3 separate regions of the Homo sapiens genome follow, and all the other regions are linked to region 1. The links are chromatin loops, found by intact Hi-C in ENCODE. Cell type or tissue: heart left ventricle. All regions are shown on one strand. Links, peaks and the distances in the headings refer to the core of each region. The heading gives the core; the rest is flanking DNA. Region 1 holds the start of LOC105372242 (a long non-coding RNA gene). Region 2 holds the start of LOC124904615 (a long non-coding RNA gene). Region 3 has its middle 15 kb from the start of TLE6.

Evidence for each region. Peaks named below come from ENCODE experiments on the same cell type or tissue, not always from the same donor. Only the 100,000 strongest peaks of a DNase experiment are listed, where the experiment ranks them.
Region 2: it touches region 1 in a loop (6-fold over the local background); 27 of 110 quality-filtered maps call a loop at or near these places.
Region 3: it touches region 1 in a loop (8-fold over the local background); 37 of 110 quality-filtered maps call a loop at or near these places.

Annotation. Positions count from the first base shown.
Region 1 is chr19:3,071,417-3,081,213 of GRCh38, reverse strand. It overlaps LOC105372242 (a long non-coding RNA gene), which reads left to right and starts at 5,740. Exons shown (of 4, transcript XR_001754027.2): 1 at 5,740-5,853. RefSeq lists a silencer at 4,523-4,780 and an enhancer at 7,649-7,943. In heart left ventricle, for the core only: a CTCF peak has its summit at 5,074 (motif pointing left); a DNase peak (open chromatin) is centred at 5,083.
Region 2 is chr19:3,124,156-3,133,952 of GRCh38, reverse strand. LOC124904615 (a long non-coding RNA gene) reads left to right here and starts at 7,322. Exons shown (of 3, transcript XR_007067092.1): 1 at 7,322-8,345; 2 at 8,486-9,355; 3 at 9,545-9,641. It also overlaps the pseudogene RPL35P10. In heart left ventricle, for the core only: CTCF peaks have their summits at 7,565 (motif pointing left) and 7,781 (motif pointing right); a DNase peak (open chromatin) is centred at 7,802.
Region 3 is chr19:2,958,096-2,967,892 of GRCh38, reverse strand. No RefSeq gene overlaps it. Among named protein-coding and RNA genes, the nearest start is that of TLE6, 15 kb to the left of the region's middle. In heart left ventricle, for the core only: a CTCF peak has its summit at 5,622 (motif pointing left); no DNase peak of the experiment used is centred there.

The DNA of each region.
Region 1 (9,797 bases), core at 2,782-7,781:
AGGGAAACTCTGTCTCAAAAAAAAAAAAAAAAAAAAAAATTGGGAAGCCGAGGCAGGCAGATCACCTGAGGTCAGGATCACTCCGTCTCTACTAAAAATACAAAAATTAGCCAGGCATGGTGATGCAAGCCTGTAGTCCCAGCTACTGGGGAGCTGAGGCAGGAGGCAGGAGAATCACTTGAACCCGGGAGGCAGAGGTTGCAGTGATCCGAGATCACACTACTGAGCTCCAGCCTGGGCCACAGAGCAAGACTCCATCTCAAATATATATATATATGTGTGTGTATATATATTAAATCTGGCAGGGTGCCATAGTGCACACCTTAATCCCCGCTACTCAGGAGGCTGAGGAGGGAGGATCACTTGAGCCCAGGAGGCCGAGGCTGCAGTGAGCTATGATCGTGCCACAGCACTCCAGCCCAGGCGAGAGAGCAAGACCCTGTCTCTAAAAACTATATATATAAATAAAGAAATGCACTAAATCCGAACGAATGAATGAAGGTTTTGGTTAAGCTCCTTGATTATCCCAATTCTGGCTTCGGGCAAATAACTGAGCCAAGACTTTCTCTTTTAAAAAAACAAACATTAGAAACCATTTCCTCCTGTGAGCAGGTTGAGTTTCTTATTCCCAAGTAAGGGCAAAACAGATTGCACCCAGGGCTGCAGGCTCTGGCCACGCACACGGCCTCCTACAAAGCTTCTGCCCACAGGCTCATCTGATCTTATGATTCGGGAAACACCCGGGACACGGGGTCACAGCTCAGACTCTGCCCCGCCTTTGCTGAATTAGACTGTGCGGAGAGCCAGCCCCAGGAAGCTGCATTTGAAACAAGCCCATTCCGAGCCCAGGGAGGTCTGACCATCCACAGACATCCCCACGCACAGCCAGGGACAGCTCGTGCCCGGTTTCTGCAGACATGGATTTAGTGGAGAAGCCTCTTCATGTTAAAGTCACACTGAATTATTGTTATTTTATTTATGTATTTATTTTTCTGATGGAGCATTATTCTGTTGCCCTGTCTGGAGTACAGTGGCACAATCTCGGCTCGCTGCAACCTTCCTCTCCTGGGTTCAAGCGATTCTTGTGCCTCAGCCTCCTGAGTAGCTGGGACTGCAGGTGCGTGCCACCACGTCTGGCTAATTTTTGTATATCTTAGTAGAGCCGGGGTTTCACCATGTTGGCCAGGCTGGTCTCGAACTCCTGACCTCAAGTGATCCTCCCCACTCAGCCTACCAAAGTGCTGGGATTACAGGCATGAGCCACCACACTCGGCCTTCATAACTGAATTCAAATCTGAGTCAGGGCCTGTCCCTCCTCGGCTCACAGCCCTCCATGGCTCCCACCTTCCTTCAGGAAAAGCCCAAGTCCGCCCCATGGCCCACAAGGGCCTGCACCAGCCCCTCCCCGTCCTCCCCTCCTCCCTGTCTCCCTTTCCTCCAGTCACACAGGTCTCCTTAGTGTTCCTCTAACTAGTCAGGCACAGTCCTACCCCAGGGCCTTTGCACAGCCTGTGCCTTCTGCCTGGAACTGTCTACCCACAGTGTGAGCTCTGTCCCTACACAATGTAACTTTGTCTATCCCTGTTACTCCTTCTAAACCCCTCCTTCTGGGCCTGGCAAGGTGTCTCATGCCTGTAGTCTCAAAACCTTGGGAGGCCAAGGCAGGCACATCACTTGAGGCCAAGCGTTCAAGACCAGCCTGGGCTTGTCAGGGAGAACCTGTCTCCACAAAAAAATAAAATAAAATCTGCCAGGCATGATGGCATACACCTGTAGTCCCAGCTACTCGGGAGGCTGCAGTAATCCCAGCACTTTGGGAGGTAGAGGCAAGGAGATAACCTGAGATCAGGAGTTCGAGACCAGCCTGGCCAACATGGCAAACTCTCGTCTCTACTAAAAATACAAAAACTAGCTGGGTGTGGTGATGCATGCCTGCAATTCCAGGTACTAGGGAGGCTGAGTCACAAGAATTGCTTGAACCCAGGAGGCGGAGGTTGCAGTGAGCTGAGATCATGCCACTGCACTCCAGCCTGGGCGACAGCGAAACTCCATCTAAAAAAAAAAAAAAGAGAGAGAGAGAGAATCCATGAATCTATTTGGAAAATAGACAGATAAATAAAGTGAGAAGGAGGCATTTATATTTATTTATTTACTTTTGAGTCAGAGTCTCACTCTGTCACCCAGGCTGGAGTGCAGTGGTGCAATCATGGCTCACTTCAGCTTCAACCTCCTGGGCTCAAGCTATCCTCCCACCTCAGCCTCCCAAAGTGCTGAGATTACAGGTGTGAGCCACCGTGCCGGGCTACCACTATTTTTTTTTTAATTTATTTTTTTGAGATGGAGTTTTGTTCTTGTCACCCATGCTGGAATGCAATGGCACGATATCGGCTCACTGCAACCTCCGCCTTCCAGGTTCAAGCGATTCTCCTGCCTCAGCCTCCTGAGTAGCTGGGATTACAGGCTCCCACCACCACACCCGGCTAATTTTTGCATTTTTAATAGAGATGGTGTTTCACCATGTTGGCCAGGCTGGTCTTGAACTCCTGACCTCAGGTCATCTGCCCACCTAGGCCTCCCAAAGTGCTGGGATTACAGGTGTGAGCCTTGGTGCCTGGCTCATTCATTTTTTTCTACAGTGGAAGGGCCTGGGGATGTTTCTGGAGTGCGTGATTCCCAGTCGCTATTTTAATTATTATTTTTTTCAGTCTGTGGGTGGAGAAATCAATTCAGTGGATCATGACCCATATATATTTTTTAAATGAAGTAGAATAGGAAACATCACAGTGCGTGGTGCTTTGCAGAGCGAAGAGTTATCTTGTGCAATTTTTATTGGGGTTATGCAGGTACTTAAACCTCTGTCCTGAGTACATGTGTGTATATGTGTGTTTGGGAGGCCGAGGCGGGCGGATCACCTGAGGCCAGGAGTTCGAGACCAGACTGGCCAATATGGCGAAACCCCATCTCTACTAAAAAATACAAAAATTAGCCAGGCATGGTGGCGGGCACTTGGAGTCCCAGCTACTCAGGAGGCTGAGGCAGGAGAATCACTTTTACCTGGGTGGAGATGTGATGGTCAAGAAAAGTTTACAGCTCCCTCACCTCATATAACTGCTTCTTTCTTTCTTTCTTCCTTTCTTTCTTTCTTTCTTCCTTCCTTTCTTTCTTCCTTCCTTCCTTCCTTCCTTCCTTTCTTTCTCTCTCTCTCTCTCTCTCTCTCTCTCTCTTTCTTTCTTTCTTTCTTTCTTTTGAAATGGAGTCTCACTTAGTCACCCAGGCTGGAGTGCAGTGGCGCGATCTCAGCTCACTGCAAACTCCACCTCCTGGGTTCGCGCCATTCTCCTGCCTCAGCCTCCCGAGTAGCTGGGACTACAGGCGCCCGCCACCACACCCGGCTAATTTTTTTGTATTTTTAGTAGAGACGGGGTTTCACTGTGTTAGCCAGGATGGTCTTTATCTCCTGACCTCGTGATCCGCCCATCTCGGCCTCCCAAAGTGCTGGGATTACAGGCGTGAGACACTGCGCCTGGCCATAACTGCTTATTTCATAATTTAAATATATTTATGTGTGGGCTGGGCACGGTGGCTTACACCTGTAATCACAACACTTTGGGAGGCTGAGGTGGGTGGATCATGAGGTCAGGAGTTCAAGACCAGCCTGGCCAATGTGGCAAAACCTCGTCTCTACTAAAAATACAAAAATTAGCAGGGTACAGTGGTAGGTGCCTGTAATCCCAGCTACCCGGGAGGCTGAGGCAGGAGAATAACTTGAACCCGGGAGGTGGAGGTTGCAGTGAGCCGAGATCGTGCCATTGCATTCTAGCCTGGGCGACAACAGCAAGACTCCATCTCAAAAAAACTAAATAAAAATAAAATAAACAAATAAATATTTATATGTGTGATGAGTTGATTCACTAGAAAGGAATTTTTGGCCGGCTGCGGTGGCTCACGCCTGTAATCCCAGCACTTTGGGAGGCTGAGGCAGGCGGACCACGAGGTCAGGAGATCGAGACCATCCTGGCTAACATGGTGAAACCCCGTCTCTACTAAAAATACAAAAAATTAGCTGGATGTGGTGGTGGGCACCTGTAGTCCCAGCTACTCGGGAGGCTGAGGCAGGAGAATGGCATGAACCTGGGAGGCAGAGCTTGCAGTGAACCGAGATCGTGCCACTGCACTCCAGCCTGGTTGACAGAGCGAGACTCTGTCTCAAAAAAAATTAAAAAAAAAAGAAAGGAATTCTCAGGTGGCGGTGATTTTGCACCCCTTGATCAAGAGATTGACAGCAGTGTCTGGGGACATTTCTGGTTGTCGGGACTTGGAGGAGGTGCTGCTGGCATGGAGTGGGTGGATGCCAGGGACTCCGCTCAGGACCCTGCAGTGCCCAAGGCGGCCTCATCCTAGAGGACAATCCAGCCTTGAATGTCCACAGTGTCTAGAATGGGGATCTCTTAGTTAATTATTTGGGGGGAAAATTGAGTCTGCTCCCTGCTCACACCAGAAAGCAGAATAAGCTCCCGATGGGGCAGATGGTACAAACCATGGGGACCCTTGGGATTCACCTCCTCTCTCCCTCCCCACTCAGGGTGTGGATTTCAATGTGTGTAGCCACCTGGGACCTCAGCAGGGCAGAGGATCATGGGATCCAGAGTCTCTTGGGGGTCTGCGGAATCCCCTAACCCAGGGATTCTAACCTGGAGGATGATTCTGCTCCCAGGGGGCACTGGGTGATGTCTGGGGACATCTGTGGTTGTCACGACTGGGGCGTGCGCCTGGCATGGAGTGAGTGGAGGCCAGGGACGCTGCTCAGCACCCTGCAGTGCCCAGGACAGCCCCACCCCAGAGAACCATCCCTCCCGTAAAGTCCACGGTGAGAAAGCATGGATAAGACTCTCTGATTTACTGAGCTGTCCCAGCACACAGCCTGGCACACAGCAGGTGCTCGCAAAGGATTTGTAAGCCGAGGGGCTGCTGTCTCCAAACCCCCAGCGGCCTGGCTCACCCTCCTGGGGAGAGGGCAGGTGCAGGCGACCTGAGCCAAGGTGCGCGAGATCCTGATGACACACTGCCCCCGTGTGGGCATCCGTGGAACAGCGGCCGGCGGCACGGGCGCCGCGTGGGTGGGGGGCGGGGAGCGTTTGCACCCGGGGAGGTCTCCGCGCTGCGCGGCCCGCTAGGACTTTCTGCCACATCGCCTACATTCTAGCTCCGTGGCGTCCCACGTGGTGGTCACTGGTGGGCTGCTGAGCCCCTGAACCGTGGCCAGGGCAACTGAGGAAATGCATCTTTCATCTCATTTTTATCTATCTATCTATCTATCTATCTATCTATCTACAGCTTGTCACTGCTACCTAGGCTGGAATGCAGGGCCGCGATCATAGCTCACAGCAGCCTCGACCTCCTGGGTTCAATCAATCCTCCCGCCTCGACCTCCCAAAGCGCTGGGGTTAATTACAGCCTGGCCCGTTTCCATCCATCTCAGTGTAAACCTAAGTAACCATGCATGGTTGGTGGCTATCGAGCTCTGGAATGAGGTCTCTCCCCTGGCCGCTGTGGACATTTGGAGCCAGATAGTTCTCTGGGATGAAGCCGTCTTGGGCACTGCAGGGTGCTGAGCAGCATCCGTGGCCTCCACCCACTCCATGCCAAGAGTACCCACCATTGTGACAACCACAAATGTCCCCAGACATCACCCAGTGCCCCCTGGGAGCAGAATCACCCTGGTTGAGACCCCCTGGGTTATGGGATTCCACGGACCCCCCCAAGAGACTCTGTGTCCCATGATCATCTGCCCTACTGGGTCTAGGAGGCTGTACACATTGAAATCCACACCCTCAGTGGGGAGGGAGAGAGGAGGTGAGTCCCAGGAGCTGGGGCCCCCTGGTTTACGCTGTCTGGCCCATTGGGAGTTTATCCTGGTCTCTGGTGTGAGCAGAGATTGGACTCAATTTTTGTGGCTCATGCCTGTAACCCCAGGTCTTTGGGAGGCTGAGGTGGGCGGATCATTTGAGGTCAGGAGTTCAAAACCAGCCTGGCCAAACTGGTGAAACCCCATCTCTACTAAAAATACAAAAATCAGCTGGGTGTGGTCATGGGCAGCTGGAATGCCAGCTACTCGGGAGGCTGAAGCAGGAGAATTGCTTGAGCCTGGGAGGTGGACGTTGCAGTGAGCCAAGATCATGCCACTGCACTCCAGCCTGGGCAACAGAGCAAGACTCTGTCTCAAAAAAACAAACAACAAAAAACCCCACAAAATTTGGCCAGGTACAGTGGCTCACAAATGTGATCCCAACAATTTGGGAGGCCGAGGCAGGTGGATCGATTGAGCCCAGTATTTCAAAACCAGTCTGGGTAACATAGGGAGACCCCTTCTCTACAAAAAAATTTAAAATTAGCCAGGTGTGGTGGTGTGCACCTGTAGTCCCAGCTACTCAGGAAGCTGAGCTGGGAGGATCATTTGAGCCTGGGAGGTGGAGGCGCAGTGAACTATGATCATGCACTGCACTCCAGCCTGGGGGACAGAGCCAGACCCTGTCTCTGAAATTTAAAAAAAAAAAAAAAAAAAAAGTAGTAATAACTGCGCCTACCTTGAAGGCCTGGATCAGTGCTGGGGCTCTGAGAAAATTTGGTAAACCTCAGCCATTTATGATAAAGGGGATGATTATTTTGCTGGGAGGAGAGGTTAGAGGTATCTGAGTAACAGAGCAAGAATAGTGGCTCTGGCTCCTACAGGACCATAGTATATGCCCACAGCCCACTAGATAGATGGGAAAGCAGATAGATGGGACCAGAGAGGGACAGCCACTTGTCCAGAGACACAGAGCCCACCTGTCGTAAAGCTGAGGCTGGCACTTACCCCTTGGGTGTCTATGGGGAGGCAATGGGGCCTCTGGAGGGCAGGCCAAGTAGGCAGCCACACTTCCCTGCTCCCCACAGTCCCCCGGTATCCCCAGGGAGACATCTGCAGGAGTCAGCCTACTAATCACCTAATTAGTGCACAGCCCCCGGGAAATGCTGGGAACACCTTTTAAAGGCCCTTAAACACCCCAACAGTGACTCACAGTCCTGCCAACACCAGGCTCCCAAGGCCGGCAGCTGGGGGCGCTGGGGACGGTGAAAAGCACAAAAACAAAACACATTTGGCCCAGTGCAGTGGCTCATGCCTGTAATCACAACACTTTGGGCAGCCAAGGGGGGGCGGGTGGCTTGAGTCTAGGAGTTCAAGACCAGCCTGGGCAACATAAAAAGACCCCCATCTCAAAACCACAACAGGCCAGGCGTGGTGTCTCATGCCTGTAATCCCTGCACTTCGGGGAACTGAGGCGGGCAGATCACGAGGTCAGGAGTTCGAGACCAGCCTGGCCTACATGGTGAAATACCATCTCTAGAAAAATACAAAAATTAGGCCAGGCGCAGTGGCTCATGCCTGTAATCCCAGCACTTTGTGCGGCCGAGGCGGGTGGATCACGAGGTCAGGAGATTGAGACCATCCTGGCCAACATGCTGAAACCCTGTCTCTACTAAAAATATAAAAATTAGACAGGTGTGGTGGCATGCGCCTGTAGTCCCAGCTACTTGGATGCTGAGGAAGGAGAATCACTTGAACCCGGGAGGTGGAGGTTGCAGTAAGCCAGGATCATGCCACTGCACTCCAGCCTGAGCAACATAATGAGACTCCATCTCCCCCCTCCAAAAAAAAAAAAAAAAAAAGATTGAAATGGAAAAGTCATGTGACCCAAGATTGGCCAATCAGAGTATTCCAGCCAGAACATAGGGATTATATCAGGGATGTCATGTCACCTAAGCCTGGCCAATGAGAATGAGTCCTGAGACATGCTGTAATTAAGCAGAAGGAATTGGCTGGAGTTGCTGAGCTGGGAGGATGAAAGCTTACAGCTGCTGGGGAACGGTGTTTGTTTGCTGCCATGGGAGACAGCTGTCCCAGCTATGCACAGTGACACAGGATCCCGATAATGTTGGAGCCCCTGGATCAAGCCATGCCTGAAGTCAGCCCTAATGTCATGAATGTTCAGTTCCATGGACTTAAGCCATTCCGTTTTTTTTTTTTTGTTATTGTTATTCCGTTGTCACATCCACTCAAAAAATACGACGTGAGATGAGAGACTGCTGCACTGAACAAGTTGATGGGGATATGAGCCAGGATGGTAACCCTATAGTTAGTGGGAATTGATTGGATTCTGGGTATATTGGTAAAGCTGGAGCCAATGGGATTGCTGAGGGATTATAACCACATATGTTTGTATAGTGATTTTATTAATGTCTGGCTCCCCTGCTAGGCTGTAAGGTTGGAGCTATGTGGGTCACTGTATCCCTAATATCTAGACGAAGACCAGGCGTGCAAGTGTTCAATAAAGCCATGTTGTGTGACAGAGCTCTGGGGGTGGAGAGGAAGGCAGACAAAATCCATGATCGCCCCTTTGTGAGCCACAGTTTCCTCATCTGGAATATGGGGATAATAAATAATTACTGTCAGCCAGGCACAGTGGCTCACGCCTGTAATCCCAGTACTTTGGGAGGCCAAGGCAGGTGGATCACCTGAGGTCAAGAGTTTGAGAGCAGCCTGGTCAACATGGCAAAACCCTGTCTCTACTAAGAATAAAAAATTAAGGCAGGGCACGGTGGCTCACGCCTGTAATCCCAGCACTTTGGGAGGCTGAGGCGGGCGGATCACAAGGTCAGGAAATCGAGACCCTCCTGGCCAACATGGTGAAACCCCATATCTACTAACATACAAAAAATTAGCCAGGCATGGCGGCACACTCCTGTAATCCCAGCTGCTGGGGAGGCTGAGGCAGGGGAATCACTTGAACCCAGAAGGTGGAGGTTGCAGTGAGCCAAGATCGCGCCACTGCACTCCAGTCTGGCAACAGAGCAAGACTCCGTCTCCAAAAACAAACAAACAAAAAAACACAAAAATTAGCCAGGCATGGTGGCACACATCTTTAATCCCAGCCATTTGGGAGGCTGAGGCAGGAGAATTGCTTGAACTCGGGAGGAGAGGCAGAGGTTGCAGTGAGCCGAGATCCAGATCATGCCACTGCACTCCAGCCTGGGGGACAGAGCAAGACTCCATCTCCAGATAAATAAATACTAACTCATTCTTTCATTTCACTAAGACCTGATGTTTGCACTGAGTAGAAATTCTTTGCCAGACCCCAAGCTGTGCCCTGGGACACAGCAGTGCAGAAGGCAGTCCGCTCCTTACTCTCATGGATCTTTCAGGGTGACAGATAATAAAGATGACAGCTGGCCTGCCTGGTGGCTCACGCATCTAGTCCCAGCACTTTGAGGGGCTGAGGTGGGAGGGTCACTTGAGGCCAGGAATTCGAGGCTGCAATCAGCTATGATGGCACCACTGTTCTCCAGCCTGCATGACAGCCCAAGACACTGACTAAAAAAATAAAATAAAATTAGGCCAGGCACGATGGTTCATGCCTGTAATCCCAGCACTCTGGAAGGCCAAGGTGGGAGGACTGCTTGACCCCAAGAGTTCAAGACAAGCCTGGGCAACATAGTGAGACCCTGACTCTTGGAAAAAAAAAAAAATCAGCCCAGCCAGGGTGCAGTGGCTCACACCTGTAATTCCAGCACTTTGGGAAGCTGAGGCAGGCAGATCACCTGAGGTCAGGAGTTGGAGACCAGCCTGGCCAACAAGGTGAAATCCCATCTCTACTAAAAATACAAAAATTGGGCCAGGCGCGGTGTCTCATGCCTGTAATCCCAGCACTTTGGGAGGCTGAGGCGGGGGGGATCACCTGAGGTCAGGAGTTCGAGACCAG
Region 2 (9,797 bases), core at 4,798-9,797, 51 kb before region 1:
CAAGGAGATCTTCCCAATGAGTGCCATGAGGCCGCCCTGACCTGATCCCTCTGGGACTTCAGGGCCCTAGGGGTGGGCTGGTGGCTGGCAGCTTGGTAGAAACGTTGCTGCTTCCTAGGTACTCAGAGCCAGAGTGTTTGGGTGAAGATTCCCCACCCCCATTGACAGGCTGTAGAAAATTCTAGAAAGTTCTGGATCAAAACTCTCCTCCCCAAGAGATACACGTAATTCTTGTACTTCGGGGGCCTCTGGTCCCTTTACAGATAGGGCAAGGCACAGAGAGGGCGAATTACGTGCCCAGGGCCACACAGCCATTGGCAGCCACCGTCCCCACCTCCTCCCAGACACCAGGGCTCGGTGACAGCCGTTGACGCAGCTTCACCAGCTCAGCACAAACGTGTGGTTTTCTCCACTGTTGATTCATAACGAATGACAGATGGGAAGTACGATAGGGGCCCCCATCTGGTCACTGGGGCTGGCAGGTGCCATCTGCCCACCCAGCCACCCACCTTCCCGCCCCCAACCGGATAGCAGCAACGAGGGGCAGTCCCACCCAGGACAGGCAAAGAAACGCAGAAATAGGTCATGGCCGTGCAGATCTTCCAGGATGGTTGAAACAGAAATGACCAGCAAAACTGGGAGACGAGGCTGAGCCACAGGCCCCACAGGGTGAGCCCAGGGGGCCACTCTCCTAGCATCTCCCTGCGGCATTTTTGGACAGGATACCAGCACCCGCCATCTTCACAGCCTGGACCAGGGTGGCAGACCCTCTGTGGCTCCCGCTGGCTTCAGAATTAATGAGCCGGCTCCCTGGATCCAGGGCCCAGGCTCTGCCCACTTCTCCAGCTGCTGAACAAACCTCCCTTGCGGTTCCCTAAACGGGCTGAGCTACTTCCTTGCCACATGCTGAGCATTTGTCGTGTATTATTAGCTCAGCTGGGAACACCAGGGTGAGCTTGTGTGTGTAGAAAATATTTCTTTCAGAAAACACATAAAACCTGAATGTATTACCTAATAAATTGTTGTGAAGCCGGTATCCACAGAATCCACTGAGGCCAAGACTAAGGACATTTTCAGGCCGGGCGCGGTGTCTCACGCCTGTCATCCCAGCACTTTGGGAGGCCAAGGTGGGCAGATCACCTGAGGTCAGGAGTTCAAGACCAGCCTGGACAACATGGTGAAACCCCGTCTCTACTAAAAATAGAAAAGTTAGCCAGGTGTGATGGTGCACACCTGTAATCCCAGCTACTCGGGAGGCCGGGGGAGGAGTATTGCTTGAGCCTGGGAGGTGGAGGTTGCAGTGAGCTGAGATCGTGCCACTGCACTCCAGCCTGGGTGACAAGCAAGACTCTGTCTCAAAAAAAAAAAAAAAAAGACCTTAGCCCCACAAAGACCCCTAGTGTTTTCCTCATAGTAATCTCTACCTTCCCAGCAGTAACTATCATTCTGACTTCTGTGGTATTAATATTTATTTCCGGGTTTGGGGGGTATTTTTTGCTAATAAGATCTATTTCAGCTGGGCATGTTGGCTCATGCCTATAATCTCAGCACTTTGGGAGGCTGAAGTGGGAGGATTGCTTGACCCCAGGAGTTCAAGACCAGCCTGGGCAACATAGTGAGACTCTATCTCTTTTTTTCTTTTTTCTTTCTTTCTTTCTTTTTTTTTTTTTTTTTTTTTTTTGAGACGGTGTTTTGTTATTGTTGCCCAGGCTGGAGTGCAATGGCTCGGTCTCAGCTCACTGCAACCTCCACCTTCCCAGTGAGACCCCATTTCTAAAAAATAAAATAAAATAAATTAGCCGGGGGTGGTGGCTCATGCCTGTGGTCCCAGGTACTCCAGAGGCTAAGGTGGGAGGATTGCTTAGGCCAGAGAGGTTGAGGCTGCAGTGAGCTATGATTGACCCACTGCACTCCAGCCTGGGTTGACAGAGCAAGGGTCTGTCCCCCCCAAAAAAAGATCTTGTTTTTAATTGTCTAAATTTATGTAGCATTGTATTTACTTTCTTTGGTGTATGGTTCTATGAGTTTATTTATTTATTTATTTATTTATTTATTTATTGAGACGGAGTCTGTCTCTGTCACCCAGGCTGGAGTGCAGTGGCACGATCTCGGCTCACTGCAAGCTGAGCCTCCCGGGTTCACGCCATTCTGCTGCCTCAGCCTCCCGAATAGCTGGGACTACAGGTGCCCACCACCACGCCGGGCTAATTTTTTTTGTATTTTAGTAGAGACGGGGTTTCACCATGTTGTCCAGACTGGTCTCGATCTCCTGACGTCGTGATCCGCCCGCCTCGGCCTCCCAAAGTGCTGGGATTACAGGCGTGAGCCACCGCGCCCGGCCTGGTTTCTATGAGTTTTAACAGCTGTAGAGATTCGTGTAAATTACTGCTATAAACAGGATACAGAATGTAGTTCCATCACCGGAACAACTCCCTCCTGACCGTGGATTGGCTCTTTGTGGCTGTGTTTTTTGTTTGTTTGTTTGTTTTGGTGTTTTTTTTTTTGTTTTTTTTTTTCTCAGCCAGCTGTGCTTTATTGACAACGCGCCACTCGGGCCTTGACCGCGCACTTCCGCACTGGGGACAGCTGCTCGCTCTGCTGCTGCTTCTTGATCGTCAGGTTCTCCTCGTGCTTGCTGAGCGGGCGGCGCACGGCGCGTGTCTTCTTAGGCCGCAGGTGCAGGTGCTTGTACTTCTTGCCCTTGTAGAATTTCCCGAGGTTTTCTTTCTGAGTCTGGTTAATAACCGTGAGAACACGGGCAATGGATTTGCGGACGACTCGGATCTTTTTTTTTTTTTTTTTTTTTTTTTTTTTTTGAGACAGAGTCTCCCTCTGTCGCCCAGGCAGAAGCGCAATGGCGAGATCTCGGCTCTCTGCAAGCTCCGCCTCCCGGGTTCACCCCATCCTCCTGCCTCAGCCTCCCGAGTGAGTAGCTGGGATTACAGCCGCCCGCCACCACGCCCGGCTAATTTTTTTGTATTTTTAGTAGAGACGGGGTTTCGCTGTGTTAGCCAGGATGGTATCGATCTCCTGACCTCGTGATCCGCCCGCCTCGGCCTCCCTAGAGTGCTGGGATTACAGGCGTGAGCCACCGCGCCCGGATCTTAGGGAGCTTGGAGGCCGCGCCGCCCGTCACTTTGGCGACGCGCAGCTGGGACAGCTCCACCTTTAGGTCGTCCAGCTGTTTCAGCAGCTCCTCCTCCTTCTTCCCGAGAAGGTCTTGGGCCTTGATCCTGGCCGTTGCTGCACAGGCCGCCGCCCCCGCTCGCTCCGAGGGAAATAGCTGTTGCTATGTTTTTTATTTTATTTTTTGAGACAAGGCCCTTCTCTCTCGCCTAGGCTGGAGTGCAGTGGTGCAATCATGGCTTACTGCAGCCTTGACCTCCTGGGTTCAAGCGATCTTCCCACCTTAGCCTTCCGAGTACTGCGCACCACCACCATCTAATGTTTTTTTTTTTTTTTTTTTTTGAGACAGAGTCTCACTCTGTCGCCCAGGTTAGAGTGCAGTGGCACGATCTCAGCTCACTGCAAGCTCTACCTCCCAGGTTCAAGCAATTCTTCTGCCTCAGCCTCCCGAGTAGCTGGGATTACAGGTGCGAGCCGCCGTGCCCGCCTAATTTTTGTATTTTTAGTAGAGACAAAGTTTCCGCCCTGTTGGCCAGGCTGGTCTTGAACTCCTGGCCTCAAGTGATCCACCTATCTCAGCCTCCCAAAATGCTGGGATTACAGGCGGATGCCACCGCGCCCGGCCCTAATTTTTTTATTTTTGTAGAGATGGGTTTCTCTGTGTTGCCTAGGCTGCTCAGGAGCTCCTGGCCTCCCAGCTCAGCCTCTCAAAACGTTGGGATTACAGGCGTGAGCCACCGCACCTGGTCCAGAAAGTAGCTTTTGAGACTGGCTTCTTTCAGTTAGCATTTGCGATTCCTCTGTGTTGCCGAGTGTATCAGAAGTTCGTTGCTTTGGATGGTCCAGTGGTATTTCCCTGTGTGGATGCATTCCCCTTTATCCAACCGTGAGGGGCATTTGGTTGCTTCCAGTTTGAGGTGATCATGAACAGAGCTGCTATATACATTTGTGTACATATTTTTTTCTTTTTTTTCTTTTCTTTTCTTTTTTTTTTTTTTTGAGACAGCGTTTTGCTCTTGTTGCCCAGGCTAGAGTGTAATGGCGTGATCTTGGCTCATTGCAACCTCCCCCTTCCATGTTCAAGTGATTCTCCTGCCTCAGCCTCCCGAGTAGCTGGAATTACAGGCATGTGCCACCACGCCCAGCTAATTTTTGTAGTTTTAGTAGAGACGGGGGTTTCACCATGTTGGCCAGGCTGGTCTTGAACTCTTGACCTCAGGTGATCCACCCACCTCAGCCTCCCAAAGTGCTGGGATTACAGGCATGAGACACCACACCTGGCCAATAGTATTTTTGTTGTTGTTGTTTAGCTGTGGTTTGTTACAGATGCCCTTTATCAGGTTGAGGAAGTTCCTTTCTACTCCTAATTTGCTTAGAATTTTTATCATGAATGAAAGTTGAATTGTATCAAATGTATTTTCTTTATCTATTGATATGATCATGTAGTTTTTCTTTCGTCTGTTAATATGGCAAGTTATATTGACTGATTTTCCAATGTTGAGCTTGTCTTGTATTCCTGGGATAAATGCCACCTGGTGGTGAGGTGGTTTTCTTTCTGTATATCACTGGATTTCATTATTTCACTTGCTAATATTTTGTTAAGGATTTTAGTATCTATGTTTTTGAGTATACTGATCTGTAATTTCCCTGTACTGTCTTTAATTTTGGTATCAGGATAATACTGGCCTCTTAAAATGAGTTGGGAAGTATTCCATCCTCTTCTATTTTCTGAAACAGATTGTGAAGAATTTGATGTTATTTTTTCTTTAAATGTTTGATAGGATTCACCACTAAAACCATCTGGGCCTAAAGTTTTATTTTATTTTTCATTTTTTATTGTTGTTGTTGTTTGAGACAGAGTCTCGCTCTGTCACCCAGGCTGGAGTGCAGTGGCATGATCTTGGCTCACTGCAAGCTCTGCCTCCCGGGTTCACGCCATTCTCCTATATCAACCTCCCAAATAGCTGGGACTACAGGCACCCACCACCATGCCCAGCTAATTTTTTCGTATTTTTAGTAGAGACGAGGTTTCACCGCGTTAGCCGGAATGGTCTTGATCTCCTGACCTCGTGATCCACCCGCCTTAGCCTCCCAAATGTTTTATTCTTTAGAAGACTTTAACTTCAAATTCTGTTTCTTTAATACGTATAGGACTGTTCAGGTTTTCTGTTTCTTCCTGAGTGAGTTTTGGTAGCTTGTGTCTCTCGAGAAATTGGTCCATTTCCTTTAAGTTGTCAAATTTATGTGCATACACTTATTTGTAGTATTCCCTTATTATCCTTTAAATTTCTTTAGGGTGAGTAATGATATCCCCTCCTTTGTGCCTGTTGCTGGTAATTTCTTTTTCTCTCTGGAGGGTGAATCTAGACTAAAGGTTTATCAATTTCATTAATTTTTTTCAAAGAACCAGCTTATGGCTTTATTGATTTTTCTATACTGTTTTTCTATTTTTTATTCCATTGATTTCTATTCTATTATTTTCTCTTTAGTTTGTGTTTAGTTTGCTCTTCTCTTTCTAATTTCTTGGGAGTAGAAGCTTAAAATATTAGACCTTTCAGGCCAGGCGCAGTGGCTCACAGCTGTAATCCCAAAAATTTGGGAAGCTGAGGCAGGTGGATCACCTGAGGTCAGGAGTTCAAGACCAGCCTGGACAACATGGAGAAACCCTGTCACTACTAAAATACAAAAATTAGCCAGATGTGGTGGCAGGTGCCTGTAATTCCAGCTACTCAGGAGGCTGAGACAGGAGAATCACTTGAACCTGGGAGGCAGAGGTTGCAGTAAGCCGAGATTGCACCATTGCACTCCAGCCTGAGCAACAGAGCAAGACTCCATCTCAAAAAAAAAAAAAAAAAAAAAATCCTCAAAATCATGGTGAATTTTTGCCAGTTTTGAACTTTATGCACACAGAATTACATAAAATGAGTTCAGGTACATCTGGCTTCTATCATTCCACGTGATGTTTGTGTGATTAACTCATATTGTGTACATGGTTGTGGTTCATTAATCCTGATTGTCATAGACTATTCCTCTGGATAAATAAACTACAATCTATTCATCCATTCTACTGTTGATGGGCATTTGGTTAAATTTTAGTTTGGGGCTGTAATGAATAGGGCAGCTATGGGCATTTGGTACATGTCTTTTGTGATTATATGTGTGGCTTTCTGTAGGTAAATACCCAATGGTAGAATTGCTGGGTTATAAAGTATTTCCTAGATATTAACTATCTTTTGCCAAAGTGCATGCACCAATTTACACTTCCAATAACTCTAAGATTTTGCTTTTTTTTTTTTTTTTTGACACAGAGTCTCACCCTGTTGCCCAGGCTGGAGTGCAGTGGTGCGATCTTGGCTCACTGCAAGCTCTGCCTCCCCGGTCCATGCCATTCTCCTGCCTCAGCCTCCCAAGTAGCTGGGACTACAGGCACCCGCCACCACACCCGGCTAATTTTTTGTATTTTTAGCAGAGACCGGGTTTCATAGTGTTAGTCAGGATGGTCTCAATCTCCTGACCTCGTGATCCGCCCGCCTCGGCTTCCCAAAGTGCTGGGATTACAGGCGTGAGCCACCACTCCCAGCCACCTTTTTTTTTAGAGAAAGTTTCACTCTGTCACCCAGGCTGGAGTGCAATGACACGATCTTGGCTCACTGAAACCTCTGCCTCCCGGGTTCAAGCGATTCTCCTGCCTCAACCTCCTGAGTAGCTGGGACTACAGGCGCCCGCCACCACACCCAGCTAATTTTTGTATTTTTGGTAGAGACGGAGTTTCACCTTGTTGACCAGGCTGGTCTCGAACTCCTGACCTCAAGTGATCCACCCACCTCAGCCTCCCAAAATGCTGGGATTAGAGGCGTGAGCCACCACGCCCGACTAATTTTTGTATTTTTAGTAGAGATGGGTATGAGCCACTGCACCTGGCCTATTTGTTTATTTATTTATCTTGAGGAGTCTCACTTCTTCGCCCAGGCTAGAGTGCAGTGGCATCATCTCGGCTCACTGCTACCTTTGCCTCCCAGGTTCAAACGATCATTGTGCCTCAGCCTCCCAAGTAGCTGGGACTACAGGCATGCGCCACCACACCCGGCTAATTTTTTGAATTTTAAGTAGAGACGAGGTTTCGCTATGTAGGCCAGGCTGGTCTTGAACTCCAGACCTCAAACGATCCGCCCGCCTCGGCCTCCCAAAGTGCTGGAATAACAGGCATGAGCCACTGCACCCGGCCTCCTCGGAATTTTTAAACAGGGACCCTGTGTTTTCATTTTGCTCCGGGTCCTATGGATTCTGCGGGGGGTGCTGGAGCTGCCTGCCCAGCTGAACAGGCTAGGGCTGTTGTCAGGACCTAGGAAGGACTGGCCAGCCGTCAGGGCAAGCTGCCTCAGGCAAGACGCTCACCCTCTGTGCCTCGGTTTTCCTTTTAGGATGGGCAGGGGGCTAGGGGCAGGCAAGGAGCTGTCTGGGGCGACTCCTGCTGGCCACTGGGGGCACTATATGCACCTGCGATATCCATGCCGGGCCCAGCTCCCCCCAGCACTCAACGCCCCTTAGCTGACTCACCCACCTCTGCTTCTGCCATCTGATCCACACCTATCATTGCCACCTGCACCAGCCTTGTCCCCTGGCTCCCGCCCTCACCCGTCTGTCCTCCCAGCAGCAGCCACCAGAGGCCGCCTGTGAGCACCTGTCAGGTCCTGTCTCTGCTCTGCCTGCGTCCCTCCAGGGCTCCCACCTCCCTCTGAGGGTAAAAGACCAACCCTCCCTGCCCTCCCCCCCTCCCTCCGCTCCAACCACACGGGCCTCCTCGCTGCTCCTCCAACACATCAGGCATGGTCCTGCCCCAGGACCTTTGCACAAGCTGTGCCTCTGCCTGGCTCACCCTCAGGCCACAGCATGGCTCCTTCCCTTCCTGTCTCCCAGGATGCTACTCACGCACCACTTTATCAGGCTTTTCCTGTACAGCCCACCAGGAACAGCCCACCAGAATCAGCCACCATTGGCTGGGCGCTGTGGCTCACGCCTATAATCCCAGCACTTTGGGAGGCCAAGGCGGGCGGATCACCAGAGGTCAGGAGTTTGAGACAAGCCTGGCCAACATGGTGAAACCCCGTCTCTACTAAAAGTACAAAAATTAGCCGGGTGTGGTGGTGGGCGCCTGTAGTCCCAGCTACTCGGGAGGCTGAGGGAGGAGAATCGCTTGAACCCAGGAGGCAGAGGTTGAGGTGAGCTGAGACCGCACCACTGCACTCCAGCCTGGGTGACAGAGCTAGACCCCAACTCAAAAAAAAAAAAAAAGAAAAGAAAAGCAACAGCCACCATCTCCCCATCCTGTCCCACTTCCCTGCTCCATTTCTCTTCCTAGGTGAAGTCGTGCTGGTAAGTGCCACCTTCTCTGCTGCACTGTAGTATCTGGGGCAGCATCGGGCACAGCAAGGGGCCTTAAGCCTGACGGACAGGCCTATCGGACTCAATGAAACTGAAAGAGGATGTGGGGAAATCGCACCCTTGTGCACAGCTGGCGGGATGTGACATGGCACAGCTGCTGTGGAAAAGTCGGGCAGCTCCCCAAAAAATTAAAATAGAGGCCGGGCGCGGTGGTCCACGCCTGTAATCCCAGCACTTTGAGAGGCCGAGGTGGGAGGATCATGAGGTCAAGATGGAGACCATCCTGGCCAACATGGTGAAACCCCATCTCTACTAAAAATACAAAAATTAGCCGGGCGTGATGGCAGGCACCTGTAGTCCCAGCTACTCAGGAGGCTGAGGCAGGAGAATTGGTTGAACCCGGGAGGTGGAGGCTGCAGTGAGCCGAGATCGCGCCACTGCATTCCAGCCTGGCGACAGAGCGAGACTCCTCAAGGTGCATCCAAAAAAAGAAAGACCAGAGGACCCAGCAATGCTACCTCTGGATGCACACACACGAGGACAGACAGGAGGGACTCAAACAGAAGCTTGCACACGCAGGTGCACAGCGGCACGACTGCCAACAGCCACAAGGTGGAAACCACCCAGACGTCCATCGATGATAGATGGATCAACACAGCGTGGCCCATCCACACAGTGGAATATTACTGAACCACGAAAAGGAAGGGAATCCGGACATGGGCTTCAGCGTGGATGCACCTTGAGGACATCATGCTCAGTGAGAGATGCCAGAGACACAGAAGGACACACCCCGCATGGTTCCACTCCTAGGAGGTCCATAGAGCTGTCAGATTCAGGGAGACAAAAGGTAGGATGGGGGGTGCCAGGGGCTGGGGAGGGGGACGGGGAGTGTTTCATGGGGACAGAGTTTCAATTTGGGGAGATACAAGTTCTGGAGAGGATGGTGGTGATGGCTGCACAACCGTGTGGATACACTTAATGCCGCTGAGCTGTGCACTTAGAAATTTATCTGTATTTTACAATTTTTTTTCAAAAGGAAAAAATAACTGAAGGAAGGCTGCAGAGGTCCCACATCCGCAGCTTACAGAAACGGAGGCCCGGAGGGCATGATGTCCCCACAGGTGCCCTGGAAGGTGAGGGGCAGGCTGGCCTGGGACCTGGGCTCCTCCCCGTCTCACTCCCTTGTCCCCAGCCCCCAAACAAGGTGGCATTTCCCAAGCAGGTTGCTCTGGCCTGGTGCTAGTGAAATGAACTTGAAGTGAAGGGTCAAACAAGATGACAGGGGAGGG
Region 3 (9,797 bases), core at 2,976-7,975, 110 kb after region 1:
CACTGCACTCCAGCCTGGACGACAGAGTGAGACCCTGTCTCAAACAAACAAACAAACAAAAAACAAGGATAAAGCTGGTCTTGTTGAAAAGATGTCCTGTAGAATAAGGTTGTGACGGGAAGTTTGATGCGGCCAGGCGTGGTGGTTTACGCCTGTAATCCCAGCACTTTGAGAGGCTGAGGCAGGCGGATCACGAGGTCAGGAGATCCAGACCATCCTGGCTAACACAGTGAAACCCCGTCTCTACTAAAAATTTAAAAAATCAGGGCTGGGCGCGGTGGCTCACACCTTTAATCACAGCACTTTGGGAGGCCGAGGTGGGCGGATCACGAGGTCAGGAGATCGAGACCATCCTGGCTAACACGGTGAAACCCTGTCTCTACTAAAAATACAAAAAAAATTAGCCGGGCGTGGTGGTGGGCGCCTGTAGTCCCAACTACTCAGGAGGCTGAGGCAGGAGAATGGCGTGAACCCAGGAGGCAGAGCTTGCAGTGAGCCGAGATCCTGCCACTGCACTCCAGCCTGGGCAACAGAGCGAGACTCCATCTCCAAAAAAAAAAAAAAAATCAGCCGGCATGGTGGCGGGTGCCTGTAGTCCCAGCTACTCGGGAGGCTGAGGCAGGAGAGTGGCAGACGGAGCTTGCAGTGAGCCAAGATTGCGCCACTGCACTCTAGCCTGGGTGACAGAGCGAGACTCCATCTCAAAAAACAAAAAGAAAAAAGGAAGTTTGATGCAAATTTTTGGGGTTTGCAGCCTTTTATTTTTTTCTTTTATTTTTTTGAGACAGGGTCTCATGCTATTGCTCAGGTTGGAGTGCAGTGGCCCCATCATGGCTCACTGTTGCCTCAACCTACGAGGCTTAAGTCATCCTCCCACCTTAGCCTTCTGAGTAGCTGGGACTACAGGCATGTGCCACCACGCCTGGCTATTTTTTATTTTTTATTGTTTTGTAGAGGCAGAGTCTGGCTGTGTTGCTCCGGCTGGCCTCAAACTCCTAGGCTCAAGTGATCCTCCTGTCTCGGCCTCCCAAAGTGCTGGGATTACAGGTGTGAGCCCCGTGCCCGGCATGCAGTCTTTTGTGATATTTTCTTGTTATCAGGCATCCATGCATGAGAACGCACTATTCAAAGCTGTCCCTGGCTCTATTTGTCACTTTGCTGTTGTTGTTGTTTTTTTGTTTTTAGACAGAGTTTCACCTTGTCACCCGGGCTGGAGTACAGTGGCGCGATCTCGGATCACTGCAACCTCTGCCTCCTGGGTTCAAGTAATTCTCATGCCTCAGTCTCCTGTGTAGCTGGAATTATAGACACCCGTCACCACGCCCAGCTGATTTTTTTTGTAGTTTAGTAGAGACTGGATTTCACCATGTTGCCCAGGCTGGTCTTGAACTCCTGAGCTCAGGCAATCTGCCAATCTCTGCCGCCCGAAGTGCTAGGATTACAGGCATGAGCCACTGCACCTGGCGTCACTTTTTTTTTTTTTTTTTGAGACGGAGTCTCGTTTCGTCGCCCCAGCTGGAATGCAGTGGCACAATCTCGGCTCACTGCAAGCTCCGCCTCCCGGGTTCACACCATTCTCCTGCCTCAGCCCCCCAGTAGCTGGGACAACAGGTGCCCGCTGCCACGCCCGGCTAATTTTTTGTATTTTTAGTAGAGATGGGGTTTCACCGTGTTAGCCAGGATGGTCTTGATCTCCTGACCTTGTGATCCGCCTGCCTCGGCCTCCCAATGTGTTGAGATTACAGGCGTGAGCCACCGCGCCCGGCCTTTTTTTTTTTTTTTTTTTTTTTTTTTAACACAAGTCACTCCATTTTGATTCTGACAACTTTCTTTTTTTTTTTTTTCTTTCATACGGAGTCTCGCTCTGTCTTCCAGGCTGGAGTGCAATGGCATGATCTCGGCTCACTGCAACCTCCGCCTGCCGGGTTCAAGCGATTCTCCTGCCTCAGCCTCGCAAGTAGCTGGGACTACGGGTGCACTTCACCACACCTGGCTAATTTTTGTATTTTTAATAGAGACGGGTTTCACCGTGTTAGGATGGTCTCGATCTCTTGACCTCATGATCCACCCGCCTCGACCTCCCAAAGTGCTGGGATGACAGGTGTGAGCCACCGCACCCAGCCTGATTCTGACGACTTTCATATGAGTAACTATAACAACTCAATGTTTTCATCAACCACTAAATCCCATTTTACATAGGAGGAAATTAAGTCCCAGAGAAGCTAAGTGACCTACTTAGGACCACACAGTTGCTAAGTAAACTAGGATTTTATCCCAGGCAGTCTTGCTCCAGGAGGTATTCCCATAACCCTTACGCCATCATAGAGAGATCCAGTTAGGATCTGCTCAGGTAGTGGCATTAGACTGGACCTCCTCATGAACCCAAGCTTGGAGGAAGGGGCATCCACATCCACTCCAAAAGTGGGTTTTGAGGGCCAGGCACGGTGGCTCACGCCTGTAATCCCAGCACTTTGGGAGGCCGAGGTGGGCGGATCACCTGAGGTCAGGATTTCAAGACCAGCTGAGTCAACATGATGGAACCTCGTCTCTACTAAAAATGAAAAAACTAGCTGGGTGTAGTGGCGCGCACTTGTAATCCCACCTACTCGGGAGGCTGAGGCAGGAGAATCACTTGAACCCGGGAGGCGGAGGCTGCAGTGAGCCGAGCTCCCACCACTGTACTCCAGCCCGGGTGACAGAGTGAGACTCCACCTCAAAAAAAAAAAAAAAAAAAAAAGAAGTGGGTTTTGAATCTCCTGGACCTGGCTTTCCTCTCAAAAGAAATCCAGAGACATTAGTTAGCTATTGCTGTGTAACAAATTGCCCCTAAACTTGCTGGGCCATTTACACGAATTGTTGAAACAATCAACATTTATTATCTCACAGTTTCTGATGGTCCAGAATCAGGGGGCAGCTTTGTTGGTTCAACATAGGGTCACTGATGAATAATTATTCATGTTCAAGCCTCTATTTTTTTTTTTTTTTTTGAGACAGGGACTGAGACTCACAGGCTAAGTGCAGTAGGGTGATCACAGCTAACTGCAGCCTCAAACTTCCAGGCCCGAGCGATCCTCTGGCCTCAGCCTCCTGCGTAACTGGAACTACAGTCCCCTGCCACCACGCCCAGGTAATTTTTGTTTGTTTTTGCAGAGACAGGGTCTCCCTATATTGCACAAGCTGGTCTCGAACTCCTGGGTGTTTGAGTCTTTCTTTATCCCCTCTTCAATCGAACACCCTCTGTCATCCAGAATTCAATTAACAAATCTCTTCTCAGTGATGTTTCTCTTATTGTATTTATTTATTTATTTATTTATTTATTTTGAGACCCAGGGTCTCTCTCTTTTGCCCAGGCTGGAGCGCAGTGGTGTGATCTTGGCTCACTGCAACCTCTGCCTCCTGGGTTCAAGTGATTATCCTGCCTCAGCCTCCTGAGTAGCTGAGATTACAGGGGCGCACTATCATGCCCAGCTAATTTTTGTTTTGTTTAGTTTTGTTTTTGAGATGGAGTCTCGCTCTGTCGCCCAGGCTGGAGTGCAGTGGCGCAATCTCGGCTCACTGCAAGCTCCGCCTCCTGGATTCACGCCATTCTCCTGCCTCAGCCTCCCAAGTAGCTGGGACTACAGGCACCTGCCACCATGCCCGGCTAATTTTTTTTTTTTTTTGTATTTTTAGTAGAGACGGGGTTTCACCGTGTTAGCCAGGATGGTCTCGATCTCCTGACCTCATGATCCGCCTGCCTCGGCCTCCCTAAGTGCTGGGATTACAGGCATGAGCCATCACGCCCAGTCTACTTTTTTTTTTAGTAGAGATGGGGTTTTGCCATGTTGGCCAGGCTGGTCTCAAACTCCTGACCTCAGGTGATCCCCCTGCCTCAGCCTCCCAAAGTGCTGGGATTACAGGTGTGAACCATCGCACCCAGCAGACACTTCTCTGATTTAAATCACTCCATCTTTCCCGAGTTTTCCTAATCGTCCCACCACCCTGTGATATTTTCTTGTTTGTTTCATTCTTCCTTGTCTGTCCTGGACGGGCTCTGTAAATTATTGCTAGAAGGAGATGACTGAGTGGGGAGAACTTTTTTTTTTTTTTAAGATGGAGTCTCGCTCTGTCGCCCAAGCTGGAGTTCAGTGGCGTGATCTCGGCTCACTGCAGTCTCCGTCTCCCAGGTTCAAGCAATTGCCCTGCCTCAGCCTCCTGAGTAGCTGGGATTACAGGTGCGCGCCACCATGCCCGGCTAATTTTTGTATTTTTAGTAGAGACAGGGTTTCACCATGTTGGCCAGCCTGTGCTTGAACTCCTGACCTCAAGTGATCCACCCGCCTCAGCCTCCCAAAGTGCTGGGATTACAGGAGTGAGCCACCGTGCCTGGCCAGAGTGGGGAGCACTTTAACCCACCCACATGCATGTTTTTTGGTGTCTGCTTTCCTTGGATGTCTCAGTTGCGAGGGTCCACGCTAGCTTTGCCCCTATGGCATGCCTGGGCCTGATGGGGCCCTGCACTTCCTCTGGACACTGGTTCCCATCAAGGCCAGTTATGGTAGCTCACACCCTCAGTCCCAGCTACTCTGGAGGCTGTGGCAGGAGGCTTGCTTGAGCCTAGGAGTTCGAGACCAGCTGGGCAACATAGCAAGATCCCATCTCTACAAAAAATAAATAAATAAAAAACAAAAAAAGAAAGTAAAGGATTGGAGTCTTTTGAAGGTCAAGCTGTGGATCGTAGTTTACATTTTACCCTTTAAGAACCATCCCCTCGGGCCAGGTGCAGTGGCTCAAGCCTGTAATCCCAGCACTTTGGGAGGCTGACGCTTGCAAATCACCTGAGGTCGGAATTTCGAGACCAGCCTGGCCAACATGGTGAAACCCCATCTCTACTAAAAATACAAAAATGAGCCAGGCATGGTGGTGCATGTCAGTAATCCAAGCTCCTTGGGAGGCTGAGGCAGGAGAATCGCTTGGACTTGGAAGGTGGAGGTTGCAGTGAGCCAAGATTGCACCACCACACTCCAGCCTGGGTGACAGAGGGAGACTCTGTCTCAAAAAAAAAAAAAAAAAAAGAAGGCCAGGCGCGGTGGCTCACGCCTGTCATCCCAGCACTTTGGGAGGCTGAGGCGGGTGGATCACCTAAGGTCAGGAATTCAAGCCCAGCCTGACCAACAAGGTGAAACCCTGTCTCTACTAAAAATACAAAAATTAGCTGGGCGTGGTGGTGGGCACCTGTAGTCCCAGCCACTCGGGAGGCTGAGACAGGAGAATTTCTTGAACCCAGGAGGCGGAGGCTGCAGTGAGCCGAGATCATGCCACTGTACTCCAACCTGGGCGATGGAGTGAGACTCCATTTAAAAAAAAAAAAAAAAAAGAAGAGAACCATCTCTTCCGGGCTTGGAGAGGGGATGTGGCTTCTCCTGGTTCCGTGGTCAAGAGACTCAACTCCCCCAGCTAATTGGTATAAATTTAGAACTGAGTGTGGCCACAGTTAGTTAAACAAGGCATTTTAGGCTATTGAGGGGAAATTCCCAGCTGCCCAATTCTTCATTCCAATCAGGACTCCTAAGTGAAAGGGATGGGTTCATCCCATTGAGACTCTCAAGGCAGGGAGGGGCTGTTCTGAATTGAACTTATGGTCTCTGCTACCCCCTACAGGTCAAATGTTATATGAGCGCTTCGTTGACGTAATTTACATAAGATGACGTCATACATTTAAAGCATATTGTTCAATGACTTTTAGCAAATGTGTCCAACTGCACAACCATAACCACAATCCAATTTTAGAAAATTTCCATCACTAGGCCGGGTGTGGTGGCTCACGCCTGGAATCTCAGCACTTTGGGAGATCGAGGCGGGCGGATCACGAGGTCAGGAGATCAAGGCCATCCCGGCTAACAGGGTGAAACCCCCGTCTCTACTAAAAATACAAAAAAATAAGCCGGGTGTGGTGGCGGGCGCCTGTAGTCCCAGCTACTCGGGAGGCTGGGGCAGGAGAATGGCGTGAACCCAGGAGGCGGAGCTTGCAATGAGCTGAGATGGCGCCACTGCACTCCAGCCTGGGCGACAGAATCCGTATCAAAAAAAGAAAGAAAGAAAGAAGGAAATTTCCCTCATCAGAAGAATGTTCCTCTTGTCTGTTTGTTGTTGTTTTCAGACGAAGTCTCGCTCTGTCGCCCAGGCTGGAGTGCAGTGGTGCGATCTTGGCTCACTGCAACCTCCGCATCCCGGGTTCAAGTAATTCTCCTGCCTCAGCCTCCTGAGCAGCTGGGATTACAGACAGGCGCCACCATGCCCGGATAATTTTTGTATTTTTAGTAGAGACAGGGTTTCACCATGTTGGTCAGGCTGGTCTCGAACTCCTGATCCGCCCGTCTCGGCCTCCCAAAGTGCTGGGATGACAGGCATGAGCCACCACGGCCGGCCTCTTCTGTTTTTGTTTCTCTTTTTGCAAAGATGGGGTCTCGCTGTGTTGCTCAGAGTGGCCTTGAACTCCTGGCCTCAAGCGATCCTCCCACCTCAGCCTCCCAAAGACTTTCATATCTTTAAGTCAGTGGTTCTTAAATTTGAGTGTGCATCACAATTACCTGGGGCGGGGGGTGTTAAAACTCAGATTGTGGACCCCCAACCTAAGACTTTTTCAGGCAGCAAATCTGGGCCTGGGGCCTGAAAACGTGCATTCCTAGCAAGCTCCCAGGTGACAATGCTGCTGCCGCCACTCAGGGAACCACGGTTTGAGAACCGCTACTCTCTTTTTTTTTTTTTTTTTGAGACGGAGTCTCGCTGTCTCCCAGGCTGGAGTGCAGTGGCGCGATCTCGGCTCACTGCAAGCTCCGCCTCCCGGGTTCACGCCATTCTCCTGCCTCAGCCTCCCAAGTAGCTGGGACTACAGGCGCCCGCCACCAGGCTCGGCTAATTTTTTTATGTTTTTAGTAGAGACGGGGTTTCACCGTGTTAGCCAGGATGGTCTAGATCTCCTGAGCTCATGATCCGCCCGCCTCAGCCACCCAAAGTGCTGGGATTACAGGCGTGAGCCACCGCGCCCGGCCAAGAACTGCTACTCTCAATACTAAAGCTCAGGCCGGGCACGGTGACTCTCGCCTGTAATCCCAGCACTTTGGGTGGCTGAGGCAGGAGGATCACTTGAGCCCAGGAGTGGCCAACATGGTGATCAGCCTGGCCAACACGGTGAAACCCACCTTTACTAAAAATATAAAAATTAGGGCCGGGCACGGTGGCTCACGCCTGTAATCCCAGCACTTTGGGAGGCGGAGGCAGGCGGATCATCTGAGGTCAGGAGTTCGAGACCAGCCTGGCCAACATGGCGAAACCCCGTCTCTACTAAAAATAAAAAAATTAGCCGGGAGTGATGGCGCGCACCTCTAATCCCAGCTACTCGGGAGGCTGAGGCAGGAAAATTGCTTGAACCCGGGAGTCGGAGGTTGCAGTGAGCCGAGATCGTGCCACTGCATTCCAACTTGGGTGACAAGAGCAAGACTCCATCTCAAAACGAAACAAAACAAAAATTAGCCGGGCATGGTCGCGCATGCCTGTAATCCCAGGTAGTCAACAGGCTGAGGCAGGACAATCTCTTGAAACTGGGAGGCTGAGGTTGCAGTGAGCCAAGATTGTGTCACTGCACTCCAGCCTGGGTTACAGAGCGAGACCTTGTCTAAAAAAAAAAAAAAAAAAAAAAAAAAAAAAACTAAAGCTCAGCGTTCTATTTTTGGATTTGCAATGGTGATTTTTGATTCCATGCAATAATAGAGGACGGAGCTTTGCTACACCCCCACCCTGCCCCCCATCTCGCTGCCCGCTCTCTGTCTTCTTATTTGAGACAGGGTCTTGCTCTGTTGCCCAGGCTGGAGTGCAGTGGCACGATCATAGCTCACTGCAGCCTCAACCTCCCAGGTTCAAGCAGTCCTCCTGCCTCAGCCCTGCCCAAGTAGCTGGAACAACAGGTGTGTACCACCATGCTCCCCTAATTTTTGTATTTTTTGTAGAGACTCAAAAAAAAAGTTAGGTAAGATCCCGTCCCTCCTCTGCTGATACTCATCCTATGGCCCCACTCACTCAGAGGCAAAACTGAAATCTTTGGAATGGCTTTTGAAGGGCCCTTGGGATCTTTTCTTTTCCTTTCTTTCTTTCTACAGAGTCTCGCTCTTGTCACCCAGGCTGGAGTGCAGTGGCACTATCTCAGCTCACTGCAACCTCTGCCTCCTGGGATCAAGTGATTCTCCTGCCTCAGCCCCCTGAGTAGCTGGGATTACAGGCACTCGCCACCACACCCAGCTAATTTTTGTATTTTTAGTAGAGATGGGTTTCACCATGTTGGCCAGGCTGGTCTTGAACTCCTGACCTCAGGTGATCCGTCTGCCTCGGCCTCCGAAAGTGCTGGGATTACAGGTGTGAGTTATCGCGTCTGGCCTGCTTGCTTGCTTGCTTGCCTGCCTGCCTGCCTGCCTGCCTCCCTCCCTCCCTCCCTCCCTTCCTTCCTTCCTTCCTTTCCTTCTTTCTTTCTTTTATTTCTTTTTCCTTCCTTCCTTCTTTCTTTTTTCTTTTCTTCCTTTTTTTTTTGACACAGGATCTTGCTCTGTTGCTGTGTTGTGGAGGCTGGAGTGCAGTGGTGCAATCATAACTCACTGCGACCTCCGCCTTCTGGGCTCAAGAGATCCTCCCACCTCAGCCTTCCAAAGTGCTGAGATTATAGGCATGAACCACTGCACCCAGCCGGGCTCAATTTTTGCACCAATCCTATCTTCAGCCCTGGAGTCAGTTGGGCATCTTATTAAGTATGCGGATTTCTGACCCCAGCGTTGGGCTTCTAGCTCAGCAGACTGGGGAGTAGAACCTGGGGGATCCCTAGGAGACTAACATCTTTTTAGGGAGCTTCCTGATGGGTTTGGGGGATGGGAGCGTTAGAGGGAGGTGGGTGTGATTGTAGAAGGATCCAAGGGGACATCCTTGTGGTGCGGACAAAGTTCTGTACCTTGACTGTGATGGATACACAGACTTACCCAGGTTAACTTCACACACACACACACAGACACACACACACACACACACACACACACAAGTAAAATGGGGCCATGGGAAGAAGATGGATAGATTTTAACAGCGTCAATATCAGGGATGTGGTAATGTACTTTAGTTTTCCAAATGTCACCATTGGAGGAATCTAGGCCAAGTATAGAAAAGATGTCTGTACAGCAAGACTCTGTTTCAAAAAAAAAAAAGAAAAGATCTGTCTGTATTTTTATCATTATTATTTATTATTATTATTATTTGAGACTGAGTCTCGCTCTGTCCTCCAGGCTGGAGTGTAGTGGCATGATCTCTGCTCACTGCAAACTTCGCCTCCCAGGTTCAAGCAATTCTCCTGCCTCAGCCTCCTGAGTAGCTGGCATTACAGGCGCCCGCCACCACGCCTGGCTAATTTTTTTTTTTTTTTTGTATTTTTTGTAGAGACAGGGTTTTGCCATGTTGGCCAGGCTGCTCTCAAACTCCTGACCTCAGGTGATCCACCTGCCTCAGCTCCCCAAAGTGCTGAGATTACAGGAGTGAGCCACCGTGCCCGGCCAATGTCTGTGTTATTTCTTAGAACTGCATATGATTCTACAATTATCTCAATAACAATTTCAGTGAAAAAAAGAGACAAGCTAATAGAAATGTAAGAAAACCATGTTATGATGAGAATACCAATAGCGTTAGAAACCAGAAAAGAAAAATAAACGGATACATTGTCTGCAGATTGCAAGCAATGGTCATTTGGAGCTAAATGAATGAATTTTCCCTGTCATTGTCCAATTACAATG